4 separate regions of the Homo sapiens genome follow, and all the other regions are linked to region 3. Evidence: chromatin contacts called from ENCODE Hi-C or POLR2A ChIA-PET data. All regions are on one chromosome and are shown on one strand. The core of a region is the stretch at or near the end of the contact, and the rest is flanking DNA. Distances in the headings are between cores, read along the strand shown. Region 1 has its middle 75 kb from the start of SDC1. Region 2 holds the start of WDR35-DT (WDR35 divergent transcript). Region 3 has its middle 17 kb from the start of RHOB. Region 4 holds the start of LAPTM4A (lysosomal protein transmembrane 4 alpha).

Region 1 (5,626 bases), core at 2,088-4,587, 280 kb after region 3:
CTTAAAGTTGACTTTAGCTTAACTGTATTGCTTGAAAAAAAATTTTAATTTTGTGAGGGGTCTATATTCATGTATTGCTTGTGACATTAAAAATAAAGCAAATACTTGTAAGTATTTTGTAAACTGGGAAGTATTATATACAAGAGCAAGGAAATTGCATCAAAGGACACTATCAGGAGAGTGAAAAAACAACCCACAGAATGAAAGAAGACATTTGCAAATCATGTATCTGATAGAAATTAATATTCAGAGCATACAAAGGACTCCTACAACTCAACAACAACAACAAAAAAAACACCTTGCTGGGCATAGTGGCTCACACCTGGAATCCCAGCACTTTGGAAGGCCGAGGCAGGTGGATTGCTTGAGGCCAGGAATTCGATATCAGCCTGGCCAACATGGCGAAGCCTGTCTCTACTAAAAATACAAAAATTAGCCGGGCGTGGTGACACACACCTGCAATCTCAGCTACTCGGGACGCTGAGGCATCAGAATCGCTTTAACCCAGGAGGCAGAAGTTGCAGTGAGCCAAGATTGTGCCACTGCACTCCAGCCTGGGCAACAGAGCGAGACTGTCTCAAAAACAAAAACAAAAACAAAAACAAACACCTCAATTCAAAAACAGTCAAATGGCTTGACTAGACATTTATCCAAAGAAGATATACAGATGGCAATAAGCACATGAAAAGATGCTCAACATAATAAATCATTAAGGAAATGCAAATCAAAACCACAATGAGCTATCACTTCACTTCATTAGAATGGCTATTATTTTAAAATAAAGGGAAATAACTAGTGTTGGTGAACAAGTATAGAAATTAGAACCCTCATGCATTGTTGGTGGGAATTTAAAATGGTGCTGCCACTGTGGAAAATAATTTGGGAATTCCTCAAGAATTGACACATAGGATTGCCATGTGATCCAGCAATTCAACTCCTAGTTATACATGCAAAAGAAGTGAAAGCTGTGATTCAAACAGGTGCGTGTACATCAGCGTTCATTGCAGCATTATTCATAATAGCTAAAATGTAGAACAACCCAAATGTTCATCACAGATAAATAGATAAAATATGATGTGTGTGTATATATATATATATATATATATATACACACACACAATGGAATACTATTCAGCCTTAGAAAGAAATAAAATTCTTTCTTATATTGAATAAAATAAAATTCTTTCTTAAAACACAAGCTACAACGTAGACGAACTTTTAAATAAGATGCTGAATGAAATAAGCGGAACATAAGAGGACAGAGATGGTATGATTTCACTTACATGAGGTCCCTGGAATAGTCAAATTCGTAGAGACAGAAAGTAGAATAAGGTTACCAGGGGCTGGGAGGAGTTATTGTTTAATGGGCATAGGGTTTCAGTTTGGTATGATGAAAATGTTCTAGAAGTGGATAGGATGATGGTTGCACAACTTGTAAATGTACTTAATGACGCTGAATTGTACACTTAAAAATAATTAAAATCATACATTTTATATAATGTATATTTTACCCCTGACCCCACCCCCAACTCCCCACCCAACACACACACACAGAGTGAGGGTATTTATTGTTAGTCTTTCTCCCCGCTATGCATCAGGACCCACCCAGCTTACTAGGGCAGATTACAAAAAAAAAAAAAAAAAATTACCTTGTTTTCAAAGACATCCCCTCCCCCAGCTAGCACCAAAATAGAGGTGAAAATGACATCTGGCTCTAGGAGTGCGTGGGAGTTGGACGACTGGCCGTCTCGGTTCTCAGCAGGCATCAGCCGCCAGCCCCTGCACCCTGCATTCTGCATGCTTTGGGCTGCTGTGGGCTTTGTCCATTTTCAGGAATTCTGGAATATTTGGGGCCTCAGAGGACTCAGGCTACCTCCTATGCCAATCAGCCTGACCATGCCCAAGACAGTCCATGTGTGGGCACAGATGACAAAACTTTTGCCAGCAGATAGGAAGTGACAGGGTGGTCTGTGGGGAATTCATTTGTCAGTTGGCAGCTTGTCCCAGCCCTGTCTCTGGCCTCCACATGTCCAGGTTTTAAGCTTGCCCCATGCAGCTGAGGTTTGCATTGAGATCTGCCAGGCAGTCCCTGCAAATCAAGCCACAAAAAAGAAACAGCCTTTGGCTCCCAAGAAGATTTTACACATCCCTCCAGACTTTCATAGCCTACGTCTTCTGTCTGTCACCATATGCTTTAGGAAACGTATGAAGTGTAAATCAAATTAACCTCATGGAGTGTCCCTTCACTTAACAGAGCATGTGTATTCCATCAGAAATGGCTACAAGGCAATGGACTTTTAAGTGAATCTCATTTCCCCACTGATTTTCATTTTAAAATCAGGAATGTGTTCTTTTGGAGAAAAAACAATTGGCCATCTAGACATGACTTAAAAAAAATCATACTTGAGGATATAGAAGATCTTAACATGTTATGCACACAGAAAAGGGTAAATATTGGATGAAATCTCAGTAAGATTTGCATATTAACAATACTACACTATCAAACAGAAGATGAATCATGGGATGCCACATTTAAGTAAGTCCCACTCATGTGACAAAAAGAATGGAAGTGAGACTGCAGCACAGTGGTAGAAACCCAGGTACAACACCACTGGCCCCTCTTTATCCCCACTGTAAGATCCAGTGGCCCTAAAGCACCAGGAATGTGGCTAAACTACCTACTGACTTGAAGTGCCTTCCTCATCTGTGGATTCCTGACCCATTTTTTTTTCTCAGTTCCTCTAAGTACTTTATTATGAAAATAGCTCAGAAGAAATTGACCTTTTTAAGACTTGCTTGGCCATTTATTCATTCGACCCACACTTATTGCACACCATAATAAGGCCATTCTTGAGAGCATCAAGGTGAGCAAACAGGAATAGTCCTTGCCCTCATGGAGCTTACAGTCTTGGGTCAGGCGTCAGACAAATAATCGCACATACATACATGTATGTACATTTAAAATAAAGAAATAAGTAGGTAAGGAGTAGGAGCGTTTCACAAGGAGGATGTGGCTCAGAGAGGGGTGAACTGAGGAAGCAAGGTATGAACTGAAGTCTGAAATATTCATTCATTTATTCGTCCTCTCAACAGTTGTTTATTGAGTGTTAACTGTGTTCCAGCTATGGGGATACAATGTTGAACCAGCCAGACAAAATCTCTGCCCCATGGAGCCTCCTTCTAATGAAAGTTACTGAGTGGTGCTGGGAAGAGATGCCTTGGGAAGGACAATTAGAGGGAGAGCAATAGCCAAGGGTCTGAGACAGGAAGGAACATGGTGGCCCCGAGGGACAGCCAGGTGCTATTTGGCTGGAGCCCAGAGAGGAAGGGAAAGGCAACTACAAATGAAGCTGGGTAAACAGGGACCCAGACCAGAGCCTTGTGACTTAGGGTGCCGATAATGCAATCACTAGAATGCGTCTGTATTAACAGTTCTGTTCCGAAACATAAAGCTTTGGTTTTATGCCCACTGGTGAACGGTGGCTTGCTGGGCTTCACAAAGCACTGACTGCTCTCAGACGTTATCTGATGGACTGAGTTTTGCTTTCTCATGCGCATGTGTAACAGATGGCAGCAGCCTGGGCAAGCCAGCCACCGCAAGATGGACTCATAGGACACCCGAATTCCTCAACATTTTTTTCTCTGTGATGTTGCTTTGAGGAGATCTTTTACTTGGTTTGCTACTTCCTAACCTTGTGACCGTGTGCAAGTTACATAACCACTCTGAGCCTCAGATTCTTTGGTATAATACGGGGGATAATAATACCTCCACTTTGGGGTGGTTGTGATGACTCATTGAATGAAATGCAAAAATCTGTGTGAAATTGCCCAGCACACTGCCCAGAACTCAGTAGACATGCCTCACAAATGTTATTTCCTTTCACTGACCTCTTGTTTAATTTGAAGTTTTGTTAAGTGAATTTCTGTTAAGCAAGGGATCTCTGTTCTCAAATTACAGTAACTGCTACTTTCCGGGGCAAGAGGTTATATTAGCAAGACTTCCTCTTGTAACAGTTAGGGAATGGACAGCCAGGGGAGATGGGGGAGAGGGTGCTTTGAGCTGTTGGGGTGAGACTCCGTCCTGAAACAAAGAAGCAACAAAGAGAAAACCCGGGCCTTTGTCTTCCTTCTTTTGTGGGGACCAAAATCATATGCGCCTATGTGTGTGAGAGGCCACCACGTGACCAAGCCAGCACTTTAAAGTCGGTGCCTCTGAACACTGGTCTCAAAACAAAATAATTGCATACAGACATTCCTTTTGATCACATTCTAATACCGATTTACAACTCTGCTTCCTTGTAACCCCAAAGAAAGCCCTAATCATGGAGCACATACCAGAGCTTCGAATTTTGAGTGTGTAGGAGTGGGTGTCTGTAAGTATGTATTTGTATAGGGGGCAGTGAGTGGCGGTTTACTAATGTCTAGCTCCCCTGCCCCAGATTAAGCTGTCGATGTGGCTAGTGGGATATTTTCATCTGAATGGCTCAGTTGAGCACTGGAGGCAGAAGACAATTTTTTCTGTGGTTTGCTCCAGGCCAGGCAGTTTTTCCATTCTGTTCTTTTAGTATGATCATGATTACTTCATTACCTACCCCGATGGGGTTTCTTTGGGTCCCAGTCTGTTTTTAATAAGAAGCAGACTAAAAACAAAGTTTTGGTTGTGTTTGAAATCTTCAGCTTTTTTTTTCTGAAATAATAGGTTAAAGAATTTTATTTGTCTTCTGAGGTTCTGAGGTTGGCTCAGAAATCCTCTGACCCAAGCCTTTGGGGAACAGGGAAATGGCACTTAGAATACAACAATCAAATGCAGATTCCTGGGCGCTGCCCCAATCTGCTGTATCTGAAGCTCCAAGGTGAAGCCCAGAAACCAATGTTTTTAGCAGTAATATCAGTTGATTCCTGTGAATAAGAATAAAAGTTTAAGGTTTGAGAACATATGAGTATAGAAAGAAAAATCCATCAATCCATATTTCTTTTTAATTACGATATAATTCAAATGCCATCAAATTCGCCACTTAAGTGCACAATCAGTGGTTTTTAGTATAGTCACAAGGTTGTGCCACCATCACTACTACCCAATTCCAGAACATTTCTATCCTCCCCAAAAGAAAACCTGTGTCTATTAACAGCTAGTCCTGGCCAGGAGCTGTGGCTCACGCCTATAATCCCAACAATTTGGGAGGCTGAGGTGGGCGGATCACTTGAGGTCAGGAGTTTGAGACCAGCCTGACCAACATGGCGAAACCCTGTCTTTACTAAAAATACAAAAAAAAAAAAAAAATTAGCCAGGCATGGTGGCACACACCTGTAATCCCAGCTACTCAGGGGGCTGAGGCAGGAGAATTGCTTGAACCTGGGAGGCGGAGGTTGCAGTGATCCAAGATCAGGCCACTGCACTCCAGCCTGGGCGACAGAGCAAGACTCTGTCTCAAAACAAAACAAAAGTTAATCTTAATTTCCCCCTTCTTCTAGCCCTTGGCAACCACTAATCTACTTTTTGTCTCTATGGATTTGTCTATTCTGTACTTTGCATGTAAATGATAGCATACAGTTTATGTGGTCTTTTGTTCCTGGCTTCTTTCACTTAGAATAATGTTTTTAGGGTTATTCATATTGTAGCATGTAT
Region 2 (5,118 bases), core at 1,641-4,140, 440 kb after region 3:
CCTGAAAATGTGGACAGCTTGGTGTACTTAATACTCATGCATTCTTTTGCACACCTGTTATTGCCAATGTTCCTGCTAATAATTTGCCATTATCTGTATTAATGCTTGAATATTACTGGATAAATTGTATGAAGATCTTCTGCAGAATCAGCATGATTCTTCCAAGGAAATACATATGCAGATACTTATTAAGAGCAAACTTTAGTGTCTCTAAGTTATGACTGTGAAATGATTGGTAGGAAATAGAATGAAAAGTTTAGTGTTTCTTTATCTACTAATTGAGCCATTTAATTTTTAAATGTTTATATTAGATAACCATATTCACAATGGAAACTTTAGGTCTAGTTTCTTTTGATAGTATTTATAATATAAATCAATCTTATTACTGAGAGTGCAAATTGTACAAGGTATTTACACATACAACTTCATATAACTGAGATGAATGTAATTTTGAACTGTTTAACACTTTTTGTTTTTTGCTTATTTTGTTGGAGTATTATTGAAGATGTGATCAATAGATTGTAATACACATATCTAAAAATAGTTAACACAGATCAAGTGAACATTACATTGCCATTTTTAATTCATTCTGGTCTTTGAAAGAAATGTACTACTAAAGAGCACTAGTTGTGAATTTAGGGTGTTAAACTTTTTACCAAGTACAAAAATCCCAAATTCACTTTATTATTTTGCTTCAGGATCCAAGTGACAAAGTTATATATTTATAAAATTGCTATAAATCGACAAAATCTAATGTTGTCTTTTTAATGTTAGTGATCCACCTGCCTCAGCCTCCCAAAGTGCTGGGATTACAGGCTTGAAAGTCTAACTTTTTTTTACTTATATATTTGATACATATAATTCTTTTGGCTTTGAAACTTGCAACTTTGAGAACAAAACAGTCCTTTAAATTTTGCACTGCTCAATTCTGTTTTTCGTTTGCATTGTCTTTAATATAATAAAAGTTATTACCTTTACATATTATCATGTCTATTTTTGATGACTCATCAATTTTGTCTATTAAAGATATTTCTTTAAATTATACTGAATTAACAGTTATTTTGATATTCAACAGTTTCTTATCAAAAGACAGAAGTTTGATTCTCCTCCTATAGTTTAATCTCACACTCCTGAGGCTAAAAGTGTAAGTTCAGGTTCAAAAGAAAGGCTTCAATATAAAATTATCTAAATTTGGATAAAATAATGATGAGCTTTACATTAATATAAGCTCCTGAGAAGCAAATATATCCTACAGATGTAAATATAAAATATAAACTTTAAGGAAGGAACAAAAACTAAATATACCAAGGAAATATATAAAGCATCTCTTACTTTTCAAAAATTTTGAAAGGGTATGACATAGAGCTACAGTAGTATTTTCCAGACTTTTTTGAGCCCAAAATCAGTAATACATATTAATATACCACAGAGAAATGGTGGTATAGAAGGAATAAATGAGAGTTCATGTGCAAGAAGGGAAAGATAAAGAGAGGTGAGTTTTCAGGTGTCACCATCAGTAACTAGCTTCAACTAATTATGTCTTGACCAGTTTATTGGAAACTCCTGGGTTAGATAATACTAATTTGTCTCATGCGTCCAGTATAGGGAGCCTATGGACAGGGGCCAATGTATCTTAAACAGACACACAAACAATGGAAAGCAAACATTATCTGAATGGGATTGGGTTAAGTTTGGAAAGAATTCCTCATGGAGACTGATTTGTGCTGGTTTGGCTAGGCACAACTGGCCTGTTAAGAGGGTAGGACCATATATAAAGTGGCTTGGGAAGCAGAGCCGGATGGAATGTTGCCCTGCAGAAAGCATATTGGCTTACTTGAGGTGGGGGCTCCCTAGTAAAAACATTTAGGATTGAGGGAAGATCTGATTTTGGATGGAGTTTAGATTTGCTAGGAAAGGCACTAGGGACTATTGTCAATTCTATAATAGATTGTGCTGGGTGAGACAAATCACCCAGGTCAAAGGATTGGAGGATTTTTATTTTATTTTTGTCTGAGATGGGAAAAGACTCCAAGTGGGGAAATTAACTACTGATGCATAAATTACATGCTAGATTATGGTAAAAGGGAAAACCAGAAATAAAAACATAGGTGAGACCAAATAATTTCATGAGTGGTTCTACTTGGATTTCTGCCCTATGCCTTAGACTTTGAGGCTTTGTAACTCTCAAGCATTCCAAAAGGACAAAGGAGAATGAAGAAAGAAGGTAAGAAAAAGAAGAGAATATGTAACAGTCGACTCTAGACGAGAAAACACCAAACGCTCAAATATTTGTAAAATGGGAGGCCATGCCCCAATAGCAATTGTACGCTGTAATTACCCAACGTTTACAGAAATTCCTTTAAAAGGACCCTCGGGGTTGCGGTAATAATTAAACTGTTAAAAAATATCAAAACAAGCGGAATAAACAAAATCTTCTATTCCTAAATTGCTCTAGAGGTTCTCCAATCCCCAAAGACACAGAGAAGGGTTGTAAGATCTCAGTACGCACATTTGCACTTTCATCTGGCCAGTGGCGCCAGCCTATCAAATACAGTAAATGGCTTTTCCCTTTCAAGAATGTTGGAACTTTGGAACTTACAAAATACTAAATAATTTGCCCTTATTCGAACGGGCGCCTCTCCTCTTAGGTTTATAGTAATGCCACCTGAGGCGCGGCTCCATAGCGATCATCACAGGTGTGGCGGGAGGGAGGGCGGCAGTGACCACGAGACGGGGCGCAGAGGGCGAGCGCACGGCTGGCAGTGACAGGTCGCGACCCAGCTCCTTGCGGAGAGCAGAAAGGCCCAGACGCCAGGGAACAGGACTAGCCCAGCTACCGCCTCGCGCCTCGCGCCCTGCGCCCACAAACCCATCGACGTCCGCGCAGGCGCACTACGCCGGTGCCCGGTGCGAGGGCGTCACCGGAAGTGTCCCGCGGCGCCCCGGATGCGACCGGGCAACAGCGGTTGCCAGGGCGACGGGAGCTTTCCGGAGCTGCTGGTACTCCCGATTGGAGACGTAGAACCGTTACTTGTCGAGGGCCTTAGCGGCCGCCGTGACCCTCTCGGGGATCCCACGATGTTCTTCTACCTGAGCAAGAAAGTGAGTTTCCTGGGGGGCGTCCTCGTTTCTCCGCCATTCCCGCAGCCTGCGGCGATTCCCGCTGCCTTCCCGAGAAGCCAGGCTCCTTCACCCGGTCCTGGTCGTGGCTTCGCCATTCCGCAGCCATCCTTCCCGCCGGGTCCAGCCTCCGACCTCTTCCTGCGGTTCCCAGAGCCTCAGTCTTTGGCCGAGCTTGCTGCCCTCTCGCAGCACTCTCCCATTCCTGCCCCTGGCTAGGTCCTTTTGGGTGGCTTGAGGATAAGTCGCCACGTGCTACCCTATGTTTCCTCCTCCACTTGTTGCTGATCCACGTGATTTAAACTCTTTGGATCACCACGAGCCATTGGGCAAGAGAAAAGAAATAACAATAGGATAGCCTAAGTTGTAGGTAAAAAGGAAGAGGGACTGGTGGTATGGATTTATACCCTCTCCCCGTCCTCCCTTTAAAAAATCCATCCGGTGAGACTCTGGCGTTGGCTTCCTCCGCAGTCACTATCCTTCTCTTTTGTGCACTTCTTTCCCTCTTTCCCAAATGCTAGAGCCCGGGTCAGTTCAGGGGACCATGCCCATTTTCACAACAGCTCATTTTTTTTCTGCAAGGCCGTTCGTTTTTCTTCTTGGAAGATTTTCTTCAGCTTTCATCTCCTGCAGACTTACTTCCCAGCTCCTTCGTGAAAAGTTGCTAGTGCGGCTGTGGTTGCTTTTTCAGATTTCCATTCCCAATAACGTGAAGCTGCAGTGTGTATCCTGGAACAAGGAACAAGGGTTCATAGCATGCGGTGGTGAAGATGGATTACTGAAAGTTTTGAAATTAGAGACGCAGACAGGTAAATGAATGCAAGCCCACATGTTTGGTAGTAAATTGGCTAATGTTATTTGTTCAGTGCGGTCTACTCATGTTATCTGTCAATATGCAGTTCTGATTATTTTAAAGGGAAAACTACCAAAACATTTTATGGTGTTTTTCTGGAGTATATTTGCAATAAAGTTCAGAGAATGTTGAATGTAAACATCGGATGGTTTTTGCTGAGTTATTAATGGAAAATGAAAAATAATGAAGAATGAAAATAAGTCACTGTGTTATGCTATGTCTAATTATTGTACTATATTATTAGGAGTCTAAAAGAAATCCTGTGAGTCAACATTTCACTAAGAAAATCTGGCAGATTGTTTACAGGTCTGTGTCATCCTTTCTGCTTATCAGATGCATTAATGGTTATTCACCTAGTGTCCAAGAACAGAAAATGGGATACGTTTTACATTTCTATTAGTAGGTCTCTTGTCTTTGCTGCTTGATTTCTTTCTTTATCTAGTTCTCTGGAATCACAGCAAACAGCTTCCCACTTCTTAGCCCCCCTAGATTGAAGACCTAGATAAGGTAATTGGAGTTAAATCTCAGCTCTTCCACAAGACTACTGAATGACTTTCAACAAGTTAGCTGAGGATCTTACTACTTTAGTTTAGTCTTCCATAAAATGAAAATGTAGGGGGTTAAACTGCATTACATTTTTGGATTCCTTACAACATAGCTTCTCAAACTGTATTAGGTATAAGAATCACTGGAAGAGGTTGTTAAGATGGATTTCATGCTCTACCCCCACACAATAGACCCGGGATGGGGCCTGAGAATTTCCATTTCTAGTGAAGCTGAGTTGCTGGTCCTCAGACCGCACTTTGAATAGCATTACCTTACAACTTTGAATGCGGTATGAATAATAAATACTTATTGACGATTTTCCATGTAGTGGATGTTTAACCTTCACAATCTTATTTGACTTCACAATAATCTTGGGCAGTAGGTATTCTAGGTGAGAAAATTGAGGCTCTGAGCTGTTAACTGCCCTAGGTCACGCAGCCAGTAAGTGGCGGAACAAGGATGTGAAACTAAGTTTGTCTCACATTCAAGTCCTTGTTTTTAACCACTACACAAAGGGCTAGTGGACAGCCTAAGTAAAGAAGAGTACCAATTAAAGTTTGGCTTATGCTGTTTTATAGTTCAATCTGTCAGTGCTTTAG
Region 3 (5,343 bases), core at 1,859-4,358:
GTCTTCTTCCTCCTCCTCGTTCTCTTTTTCTTCTTCTTGTTTGTGAGACAGGATCTCACCGTGTTGCCCAGGCTGCAGTGCAGTGGTGCCATCACAGTTCACTGCAGCCTCGACTTCTGGGCTCAAGCAATCCTCCCACCTCAGCCTCTGAAGTAGCTGGGACTACAGGTATGCGCCAACACACCTAGATACTTTTTGGATTTTTTGAACAGATGTGATCTTGCTTGTTGCCCAGGCTGGTCTCAAACTCCTGGGCTCAAGTGATCCTCCCTCTTTGGCCTCCCAAAGTGCTGGGATTACAGGTGTGAGCGACCGCACCCAGCCTGGGTGGAGGGTCTTCAAATTGCCAGTTCACACACACAAGTGACTGTAGAGCTCTTGGACAGTGAATGCCATTTTGTGCACTCCCTTCCTTGAAGTATGTTTCCCAAATTGTCCCCTCATCTTCCTTTTCCTTCTCAATGAACCACCCACTCCCTTCCTGAAACAGCCTCTGTATGGGCCTCTCACAGGTGCTGTCTGTATGAGTGGACATTTCCTGAGGTCTTCATCAAGGTTTGCCCTTGTACCTTAAAGCCAGCAGCTGGGATGGCTGATCAGAAGATGGTAGGCATTTAGAGGAGAGTTGGTATAGGAGGTCTTGCCAAAACCATGCACTCCGTTAGAGATCATTTACTGAGCCCATACGGGGAAAATAGCCCTTCCTGGAGGCAACGCTCTCTGCTGCCCTCTGAAACCCTCCCTGACTTAAAAGCTCTCTTGTCAGTAAATAAAACTAAGCTCACCATGGACCTCTTTTGCCACCAAGGGTCAGAAGGGCTTCCGCTAGGCAATGTTGAAGAGATTGGCCTGTGGAAAATGTGCCTGGCTAGTAAAAAGAGGGAAACGGAAACTTCTATACTTTTTATCCTATAATGACTCAAGTATAAGAAAAATGTAGATAACAATATCAGCCACCCAGCTTTGCCAATCTTTGAATTTCTCACATTTATTTCAAATCACTTAGGTACATGTGAAACTCCTGTGTACCTCTCCCCAATCCTATTAAACATGTTATTTAATATCCCCGTGCATATATTTATACCTTTACCACATATGACTATATCAGAAAGAATATCTGGTTGGGTTTCGCATGTTTTTAACTTTTATGTGAATAGTACTATATATAACTTCTACAACTTGCTGTTTCTACTCAATGGTATGTTACAATGAAATTAGCAATGCAAATACATGTAGCTCTTGCTTATTTATTTTGCCTGGATAGTATTCCATTTTGTAACACTTATCCATCCTCCCGTGGTTGGACATTTGGGCTATTTGCAAGTTTTTTCTGATACGCACAGTGCAGAATGACCAATATTGCAATTGGATAGGTGTGTTAGCATGTGGAAGAGATTCTAGGATATGTACATGTGTCATAGGAAGGAACTTTTCATATGACAAGAATTCTGGATTGCATTTCAAATTTAGAAATTGTAGCCAAGGGGGTATGAGATGAGCACAGTGACTGCCTCCAGCTTCCACTTCAGGAGCCCCATGTCCTAAGTGAGTGAATGTGGTCATGTTTCAGCAAGAATGTGGTCCGTGACAGTGCTCTTATATCCAGACCCTGCAGAGTCACACCTGTAGACTCTGCTGTGAATCATCTATCTCATCTGTGTTCCTTTTGGATCTACAGTTGGAAACAGTGACAATTTGGAGGGTTCTGATGAGTCACACTGAGTGATAGTGAGAGAGCGGGGGAGAGGGTGTGACTGTTTAGAGGAGGGGAAATGGGTTTATCATGGGGAAATCAGGAGGACTAATGGCCATTAGCCTTTTTGGGGTAATCAACCACCCAGGAAAGATTTCTTATTCTCTTAATTCTGTGGGTTCCTCTGTTGGTCTGTCCTGGGCACTCTTGTGTGGTTAGTTTCAGCTGGAGGTTGGCTGAGCAGGAAGGCCCCATAAGGTCTCACTCCCATGTCTAGAAGTTGGTGCTGGCTGTTGGCTAGGTCACTGTGATGCCACTGCCCGTGGCCTCTCACCCTCCAAGAAGTAAACCCAGCTGCCTTACATGGTGGTCTCAGGGCAGTATTCCAATCAAGCGGAAGCAGATGAAGGTGGGACCTAAAACTCACATATTAAATAGCATCACTTCCACCGAATTCTGTTGGCCCAAGCAAGTCACAAGACCAGTCCAGATTTAAGGAGAAGACAAGTGGATGTCCCCTCTTGTCGGAAGGAGCAGGAAAGACACATTGCAAAGAAGCATGGGATGAATTGCTTCTGCCGTCTTTGAAAACAGTCTCCCATGGTTGAGCAATTTGGGCAGAGATGGAACTTTAACATTCACCCTTGAGATTTTAGCTAGAGTCTTCTATGCAATTTCCTAAATAAATCAGGATGATATAACTCATCAGCCTGGCTTTCCTGGCTAGAAGGTGGTTCACAGGACTGCTGGTCCTCCTCTTTATCAGAAGTCCAACAAGGCAACTACCTTCAACCTTTGTGAATTCTTTGATACTTATTTTTTAAGCACTTCGTGTATACAGTGCATTGTGCTCGGTGCCTGGCACACAACAGTGAACAAAACAGGTGTGCAGAGGAAATGTAAGTGGGCGCTCTGACCTTGTGCCATGGGAAACTTCCCAAGGAAGATATGTGAGCTAGATTTTCAAAAACAAATAGGCATTATGCAAGCTGAGGGAGTGGGGAGGGTGGTAAACGGGAATACTTCAGGCAAGAGAAACATTATGTAGTAGGGTCCTAGAGAGGCAAGAAGCCTGCATGTCTGAGGAACTGAGAATTAAACAGAAGAAAGGCGAGAATTGACCGGATGAGATTGGAAAACAGGCAAGGCTCCAGGTCGTGCAGGGCTTTATAGACCATGTAAATAAAGGGTTTTGTTCTATCCTGAGAGTAACAGAAATGTGTAGGTATGTGTTATGGACTGAACTGTGTGCCCCCAAGTTTATATGTTGAAGCTCTGTCTCCTAGTGTGACTGTATTTGGAGACAGAGCCTTTAAGGAGATAATTAAAGTTAAATGAGGTCATAGGGTGGGGCCCTAACTCAATAGGACTGGTGTTCTCATAACAAGAGGAATAGAAACCAAGACAGCTGCGGCACAGAGGCAAGGCTGTGTGAGGACACAGGGAGAAAATGGCCTTCTGCAAGCCAAAAAGAAAAGCCATAGTATAAACCAACCTGCTGGCACCTTGATCATGGACTTCTAGCCTCCAGGTTGTAAGAAAATAAATTTCTGTTGTTTAAGCCACCCAGTCTCAGATACTTTGTTATGGCAGCCCTAGGAGACTAATACAGCCTGTGAAATACTGAGATTTATGCTCCCAAGAAATCACCCTGGTTGTCTCGTGGGGATGGACCCAAGAAACAAAAATTGTCTCAGGAAGATAATCTAGGAGGCCGTAGCAAATATCTATGCAGGAGTAGGGCTGGCCTGCAGTAGGCTGGCTGCAGTGAGGATAGAGAGAATGGAGGCATGACCGAGAGGGGAGGCAGGGACCATTTAGAGGGAGGACGGGGTGGAGGCCTGATTGGAGGAGATCCATTGAGGAGTTCTGGGGAGGAATGTCAGTGCTCTTCAGTTTGGCTACAAAGAGAAGAGAGATGGGCAATAGATAGAGGATGAAGTGGAATAGAGTTTTGTTTTCTTATAAAATGAATGACACATAAGAATTTGCTTTTGAAACAGGGTCTCACTCTGCCACCCAGACTGGAGTGCAGTGGTGTGATTATAGCTCACTGCAGCCTCAAACTCCCGGGCTCAAGTGACCCTCCTGCCAGGAGGCTGTGGTCCCAGCATCCCGAGTAGCTGGGACCACAGTTGCACGTCACCACACCCAGCTAATTTTTAAAATTTTTGTAGAGGCAGGGTCTCGCCATGTTGCCCAGGCTGGTGTTGGACTCCCAGCCTCAAGCAGTCATCTTGCTCCGACTTCCCAAAGTGCTGGGATTACAGGCATGAGCCACCATGCCCAGCCCCATATAAGCATTTTAAATGCCGCTGGAAGGCTGGCTAGAAAGAAGACTTGAATAAAAGTGTCAGGTTCCACCCGGGGAGATAGGAGGCATCACATCCAAACTGCATGTGCTTTATGAGAGAGGGAATGAAGGAAAGAAAGTAATGTATAAACAAGAGAATGAATGAATGAATGAAAAGCACCTTTCTGTATGCACTAAACTATATTGTTAGTTAGAGGCTGCAATGCAGCCGCCATCCATTTTGAGGGTACATCACCTACCCAGTGAACCTATTCATAAAGCAGCTTGGGCTCTTTCCTCCTCCTTCAGCTGTATGTTTCCGATGCCCCACATGGCCATGGGCATGAGCTAAGGGAGCTACTGCCCAGGGATCCTGCTTGCTTGTACCCTCCAGTCCTGTTCATGCCCAGTTCCAGGCGTGCCTCTTCTGTCTCACTATGGCCTGCAGCTGGGCCTGCTGCACTCTGATTTGGTGGTTCTGATATGACTCAGTTCACAATGGGCAGTTTCAGCTTCATGGTCACTTGGTGTCCCATGCTCAGGTGATCAGTCTATCGTAGGGCCCAGAAGCATGCCAGTTGTTCAAGAGGCATTTAGTTCTCCACTGCAGAGGCCACGGCTTCACTCCAGTACCCAAGGGCCTGCACTGTGATTCTCCATTGGGACTGGCAGGAAACCTCACACGGCAGCTTCTCCCATCACTGACACCTCCCCGTCCATAGGTCTAGAGGATCACATGCCCCAAGAGGCAGAGGTGCTGGCAGCTGCAGCCGGGCCCTGCCCCAGAGCCCTTTCGTGTCGTCCAGTGGATGGGCCTGGCACAGTCCGCTCAGCCTTTCCCACCCTTCTAGTGACACATGATTTCCAGATGTCCGTGGCCACAAAAGGGAGTAAATATATAATTTTAACAACTACCCACCCCCCGCCCAATTCGTATTCCATCCTTGCAATTTCCCTGGAAGCCCAGGCTTAAGCTTTTTGTCTTTCAGATGAGGAAACTGAGGCCTAGAGTGGTAGAGACTTGTTTATGAATGCTATACAGTGGGAGACAGAACCAGCAAGAAAACCAGGAGCCTTGGACTGAGCAGTAAAATGTTTTAGAAACAGGGAAAGTCGGGTAGAGTGGAGGAGAGCATGGTAGAGGGTGCCCAAGTAGATTAACAGCCAGCTCCAGCCTGGCTGACTAGAGGAAGATATGACTCTAAAAGTTGCCTGATTAAACCAAGGTCATTGTATTAGTCAGTTATCATGCTACTAGGAAGAAATACCTGAGACTGGGTAATTTATAAAGAAGAGAGTTTTCATTGACTCACAGTTCTACACGGCTGGCTGCGGAGGCCTCAGAAAACTTATACAG
Region 4 (5,278 bases), core at 1,289-3,788, 380 kb after region 3:
TTCCAATGGATGGGCCGGTGGGTGGGGGTGGGGGTTTAAGATGTTTATCATAGACACAGAACAAATCTCCAGGTTGGCCACTCCCAGATTCCCTAGCTCAGAGCACACATTCAGGTGCATCTACCATACAGGGTCATTCTCAGGGTATGCTTACATTATTGCTATCAGATGCGTTTATGTTGCAGGTCTCTAATGATTTACACCTCCCTGGTTCCTTGCCTGGGGTAGTCCCAGTACAGGGAGAACAGCCCTTACGAGCTGATCTGATGCCATGTTAGGTACACCTGATTTTGAATTCATTTTGGCTTTTAGAGAAATCGGATAATTTCCCGATTTTTTTTTTTTCTTTTTTTTTTGAGACAGAGTTTTGCTCTTGTTGCCCAGGCTGGAGTGCAATGGCGAGATCTCGGCTCACCGCAACCTCCACCTCCCAGGTTCAAGTGATTCTCCTGCCTCAGCCTCCCAAGTAGCTGGGATTACAGGCATGTGCCACCACGCCCAGCTAATTTTTTGTATTTTTAGTAGAGACGGAGTTTCTCCGTGTTGGTCAGTCTGGTCTTGAACTCCTGACCTCAGGTGATCCGCCTGCTTCAGCCTCCCAAAGTGCTAGGATTACAGGCGTGAGCCACCGCGCCCGGCTCCCCTGATCTTATCTTTGTATTCTTTTTTATTGTATTGTATTTATTTCTGTCTGCCACATTTCATATCAAGACAGAATAACAGTGCTGCACATTAGGATCACCTAATTTTAAAATTGACATTTTAAAAATGTCAATGCCCAGGTCTCACCCATGACAGTTAAATCAGAAGGTCTGGAATAGTAAGCAGGCATCAGTGGTTAGTAAAGATCCTCAGGTGATGCCAATGTGCAGCAAAGTTTGGAAACTATTGGCACAACAGGTTTTAATCTCAGTTGTGACACTGGCCTTGCAATCTTGGATATGTAATTTAACTTCTCTGTAGAGTTAAATAACGTAAGAGTACCTATCTCAGTTAGTTGTAGGAATGAAATGATTGAAAATAAAGTGATTGGATCTGTGCCTAGAACAAAATAAGGGATACGAAATTGTGGGGCGGGGTTAAGATAATCTACTCCCTACATAAGTAGAGAAATGTCATAATTCATTCTGAGTTAGCCAGCCACACCCCATCCTTTAGCGTGGGCGGGCTTAACTACTGCTTCCCAGATGGTTTGAAAATAAGCTCCATGGACAACTCCTTCAGTGGTGAATAGTCTCTGCTCTCCTAAAATTTGTATTTTATTGGGGAGATAATCAACAAATACATACATAATTTCAGGCAGTGTTCAAAGAAGCCATGCCAAAGAAATAACCTTTACTCTGAATTCAGTGTGGTCTCTGGCTAAGAATATGCCCTGGCAGAAGGGAAGCCCTTTCTATTCTCTGAAAAGAAGTGTGTTTACCAAAGCATTAAATGATAAATACATTTTTTAACGGTGAAGTCACAGGTCTCACAGAAATACAAAATGAACACGTGTAAAAAATTTATTTACTCATTAACCCGGGGACCAGTAAGCTGTTAGAACCAGCTCTAAGCAGAATTTAAAGCACCCATCTATATTGTTGAATCAGGACTGGGGAATGAATTTACAAATCGATGCAAAATGGCTTTTCCCAAGGAAGGGTAAGATAACAATACGAGGGGTCTTACCGAGTTGTGCAGAGCACCACAAAGAAAAGCGGACAGCCCCTCTAGCAACAGAATGCCCGGGACGGTGTGCCAAACTATGGCTGTTTTTTCATTGAAGACATTCAGTAATTTTTTGTCCATTTCAATGTGTTTCATAATTTCTCCCTACAAAAAAAAATCACTCATCTCCAAAAACCCAGCAGCTAAGTAGTTCTTCTACATTATCTTGCTTTCATTTATCCTTAATCCTTTTGCCTTTGGCAGGGTTGGATGGTCTTTCTTCGCCCCCACCAAGGAGGCTTCGGAGGGAAAAGAGGGTGTAAATCCAATCCCTCCACTCCTCCAGGCACCCTCCCATTTCCGCCACAGGGGCGAGGATGGCTCAAGGCTGGGCTTGGCTCTGTCCCTTCCCCGCAGGCCCCGCCCCCAGCCCGCGCAATAATTGAGCTGCGCGCAAAGGTCACGTTATCAGCCTGTGACGCTTCCCATCCAGTACGTGGCACACATTGCTCAGAAAAGCCCCTTGTGCCCGCTTTCTGCCATCCGCGCTGTCTCGTGTCTCCCTTTTTCCATTAAATGCCTCTTTTCTTGCGGGTCTCATCTCGGGAATAGTGCACTACGGGGACATACCTATCCCCAACTATCCTAGGCCCGAGAACCAGCCCTTGCCTTCGCGTAACAGGCGGAGACTCGCTGAGGCGAGTTGCACTTCTAATTGGGCGTGAGGTCTTGTCAATCCCCAAGTTCTTCCAATCAGAAGTCCGGTCCATCCAGCCTTCCGCTCCCCATTGGCCTGTGTGGAGGAAGAGGGGTGGGTAAGCCGAAGTCGCTGCGCTCAGTGCGCAGGCGCGAAGAAGCTGGCAGGGGCACGAGCCGGGGGCGGGTTTGAAGACGCGTCGTTGGGTTTTGGAGGCCGTGAAACAGCCGTTTGAGTTTGGCTGCGGGTGGAGAACGTTTGTCAGGGGCCCGGCCAAGAAGGAGGCCCGCCTGTTACGATGGTGTCCATGAGTTTCAAGCGGAACCGCAGTGACCGGTTCTACAGCACCCGGTGCTGCGGCTGTTGCCATGTCCGCACCGGGACGATCATCCTGGGGACCTGGTACATGGTAAGGCGGGCAGGCGTGGCGCGTATGTCCGGGGGGCCTGGGGAGCGGGGCCTGGTGCGGAGGGGGTGAGACTGGAAACGGGGTGTTGGGTGGGGCGGGGACTTGGAGGGGCGCTGCTTTTTAAGGCGCGCCAACTCTGGATGAAGTCCAAGGACTTTGGGAAAGTAACCTTGTTCAGGAATCGGAGTCGGGGGAGCGGGGGGCGGTGGTAAGCATGGGGAGATTGTTCTTTGGCAAGAATTTGAGGAGAGAAGCGGGCTTGGGAGAGCAGAGGCTTTGCAGGCGAAGGGACGAGGGTGGTAGGATTTGGTGGGAATTCCTCTGTTTTGGTTCTTGTTGTATTTCTACGATCTGAAAGGCAGCATCTCCCTTCCTCCTATCCAGTGCTCCCTGGAATTTTTTCCTCTAATGAAATAATTAGGAGCGGACCTTGGTAAACGCAGTCTAGTTTCGACATTGGTCTTCCCGTTGGGAAAGCGAAAGATCCAGCGGTAACCCGGTTGTCCGCGTTTCTTGGACTTTGTTTTGTTTCATGCCTCTCTTGCATCTCCAGAATCGCTTGGGGGCGATAGCTTTTGCCTGAGTTGACGCCTGACCAGCTTTTGTCCTGGTGCAGCCTCCTCCCTGCGCAGTAGGTGCTTTTCGTAGCCGACCGGCTGTTTTTACAGAGACCTTTATTGAGAGCCCTCTCCATCCTGGCCACCTACCCCGGTATCTCCTGGGTTCCAAGATCTGTGTGATTCTGTCCTAACCAAGTTGACACTGTTGTTGCCTGGTGATTCACTAGTAATAAGTTTGTGATTTTTTCTTTTGTAATTCACCATTTATAGTATCCATGCACATTAAACCTAACTTGTCTATGACTTCCAAATATGGGATTCAGTTTAGGTAGTTTTAGGTTATTATGATTTTGCCGAAGCCGTGACAAACTTCCTACATGGTCGACTTGGCCACTTTAATGACTTCGCGAATGTGGTTGTGTGGGTGACGTTGGTGATACTGTGCAGTTTTTGATACTTAACTGCAAAAGAGGAAGAGAGTTATCCCAGACACAATCTGTTTTCTCTGTACTTGCTGCTTCTCCCCACTCATTGACTTGAAATCATTAGTAAGCATTTGGACAAACGCCAGATGAGAATCATCTTAAATGAGGCAGATACTGTTTCATGGCCCACCCCCGGGGGACTACCTGACTCCACATGACTGCTACCTGCCCTGTTGTTTTTTACCGTCTTGTTTCTGATGTACATTTAAAAAACAACACGAATGTGTAGGTTTGCTTGTGCTGAGTTTATTTTCATGTTTCCTGTACTTTTATATTCGGAAATACCGCCTTATTGACAGAACTATATCACATTTTCCCTCAGAGACTCTTTCGTTCTGTATTTTAACTGATTTGGAATACTAAACATAGAGTTAATGACCATCAGCTGCATTATGTTTCTAACTTCCTTTTATAGCTTCTCCATTTTGCTGAGGGGCTGGGTCTCATTTCTTTTGTTTGTCCTTAGCTCTGTCTTCTATTTCCCTAAATGAATAATTCAAACCTTGAGGATCCTCAAGGCTATTACTCAATTCCGTCTTCCTCACCCCCAGAAGATGACTTTCTTTCCTATTTAACTAAGAGAATCCATCGACCTGGCTCTCTCCTGCAGTCTTAGTCTTCCTGTTTCTTCTCAGATCCTTCCCTCCACTCACAGAACAAAGGATTCCTAACTCCTCAAGAAGAGAATACCACCATTTCTATTTCAACCATCCGAATGTAATTGGCTGTATTTCTTTTCAGTTTTTCTCAGGCAGATTTTTTGATGCTGTGGGCTCAGCTAGAAAATGAATAGAATAGCAGGATAAAGTGGGAACTACAAACAGGAAACTCAAAATGCAGAGAGAAAAACTTCATTACGGGCGCTTATTCTTACAAAATAGGGAGTGAGGAGTTTACATCTGTTCCCTACTTTAAGCCCTTGTTGTGAGAAGGGTTCACATACCTCTGAAGACCATGCTTTAGTTTCACAATTTTAAAAAGATGCCATAGCTGTTCTTACTTTGCATAGACTTCTCAGATTAGTGTAAAACATTTTATTGTAAACTTCTTAAATCGTTTGACCTGTCTTAAATTGATTAAGAGATTTACTGACCACCTGCAGTGTAAAAGGCTTTGGTGGACAAACAAAAGGAATAAATCACAGGGGCCATGTGTCATTTGCCTTGTTTTCCTATTACCTGCTAAGTGCTAGACTCTCAAATGTTTCTTGTCTAACACAGCATCTGCCCTTAAGATATTTATGGTATCACAAACTTGGAGCACAGATATGAAAAACATATGGTACAGTGATGAGGAGGAGGAGAAGGTGATCAGTAATATCAGATTCTAATCAGAATAAGTACTGGAAAAAGGCCATTGGTTTTGTTTATTATAGTTTTGTTGATGACTTTCAAAAGAGTAGCTTGAATACCATAGCAGTGTAAAGACAGTCTCTACCAACTTGGGGAGACATGTAACACTTATGATGCAAGACCAC

The links. A loop is a pair of places that touch in the nucleus more often than their neighbours do. ChIA-PET counts read pairs that join two places held with the same protein, here RNA polymerase II (POLR2A). Pooled maps may share reads with other maps.
Region 1: a loop to region 3 is called in a map with no recorded cell type, with 2.5 times the contacts of the local background. The contact joins two enhancer-like sites. A Hi-C loop is called at or near these places in 2 of 37 single-sample maps with no recorded cell type and 3 of 50 pooled maps.
Region 2: a loop to region 3 is called in a pooled map, with 2.2 times the contacts of the local background. The contact joins the promoter of WDR35-DT here to the enhancer-like site in region 3. A Hi-C loop is called at or near these places in 2 of 50 pooled maps. POLR2A ChIA-PET finds 5 or more read pairs at or near these places in 3 of 52 experiments (Caco-2, HCT116 and activated B cell).
Region 4: a pooled map shows a loop between it and region 3 (4-fold over the local background). The contact joins the promoter of LAPTM4A here to the enhancer-like site in region 3. A Hi-C loop is called at or near these places in 5 of 37 single-sample maps with no recorded cell type and 7 of 50 pooled maps.

What each region holds. Positions count from the first base shown.
Region 1 is chr2:20,147,567-20,153,192 of GRCh38, reverse strand. No RefSeq gene overlaps it. Among named protein-coding and RNA genes, the nearest start is that of SDC1, 75 kb to the left of the region's middle. RefSeq lists enhancers at 1,551-1,680, 1,831-2,020, 2,604-2,753, 2,784-2,833. Within about 2 kb of position 3,337, at least 5 of the 41 ENCODE cell types and tissues checked have a DNase peak (open chromatin) inside an H3K27ac peak, as active enhancers do.
Region 2 is chr2:19,987,976-19,993,093 of GRCh38, reverse strand. It overlaps WDR35-DT (WDR35 divergent transcript), which reads right to left and starts at 2,890. Exons shown (of 3, transcript NR_110235.1): 1 at 2,600-2,890. It overlaps WDR35 (WD repeat domain 35), which reads left to right and starts at 2,989. Exons shown (of 27, transcript NM_020779.4): 1 at 2,989-3,102; 2 at 3,812-3,929. The coding sequence starts at 3,079. MATN3 (matrilin 3) reads left to right here. Exons shown (of 8, transcript NM_002381.5): 8 at 1-1,042. RefSeq lists a silencer at 2,769-2,848 and enhancers at 3,009-3,058, 2,689-3,192, 3,209-3,258.
Region 3 is chr2:20,427,441-20,432,783 of GRCh38, reverse strand. No RefSeq gene overlaps it. Among named protein-coding and RNA genes, the nearest start is that of RHOB, 17 kb to the left of the region's middle. RefSeq lists enhancers at 1,751-1,940, 2,986-3,185. Within about 2 kb of position 3,108, at least 8 of the 41 ENCODE cell types and tissues checked have a DNase peak (open chromatin) inside an H3K27ac peak, as active enhancers do.
Region 4 is chr2:20,048,888-20,054,165 of GRCh38, reverse strand. LAPTM4A (lysosomal protein transmembrane 4 alpha) reads left to right here and starts at 2,538. Exons shown (of 7, transcript NM_014713.5): 1 at 2,538-2,756. The coding sequence starts at 2,646. LAPTM4A-DT (LAPTM4A divergent transcript) reads right to left here and starts at 2,029. Exons shown (of 5, transcript NR_187142.1): 1 at 1,672-2,029. RefSeq lists enhancers at 2,528-2,727, 3,263-3,402.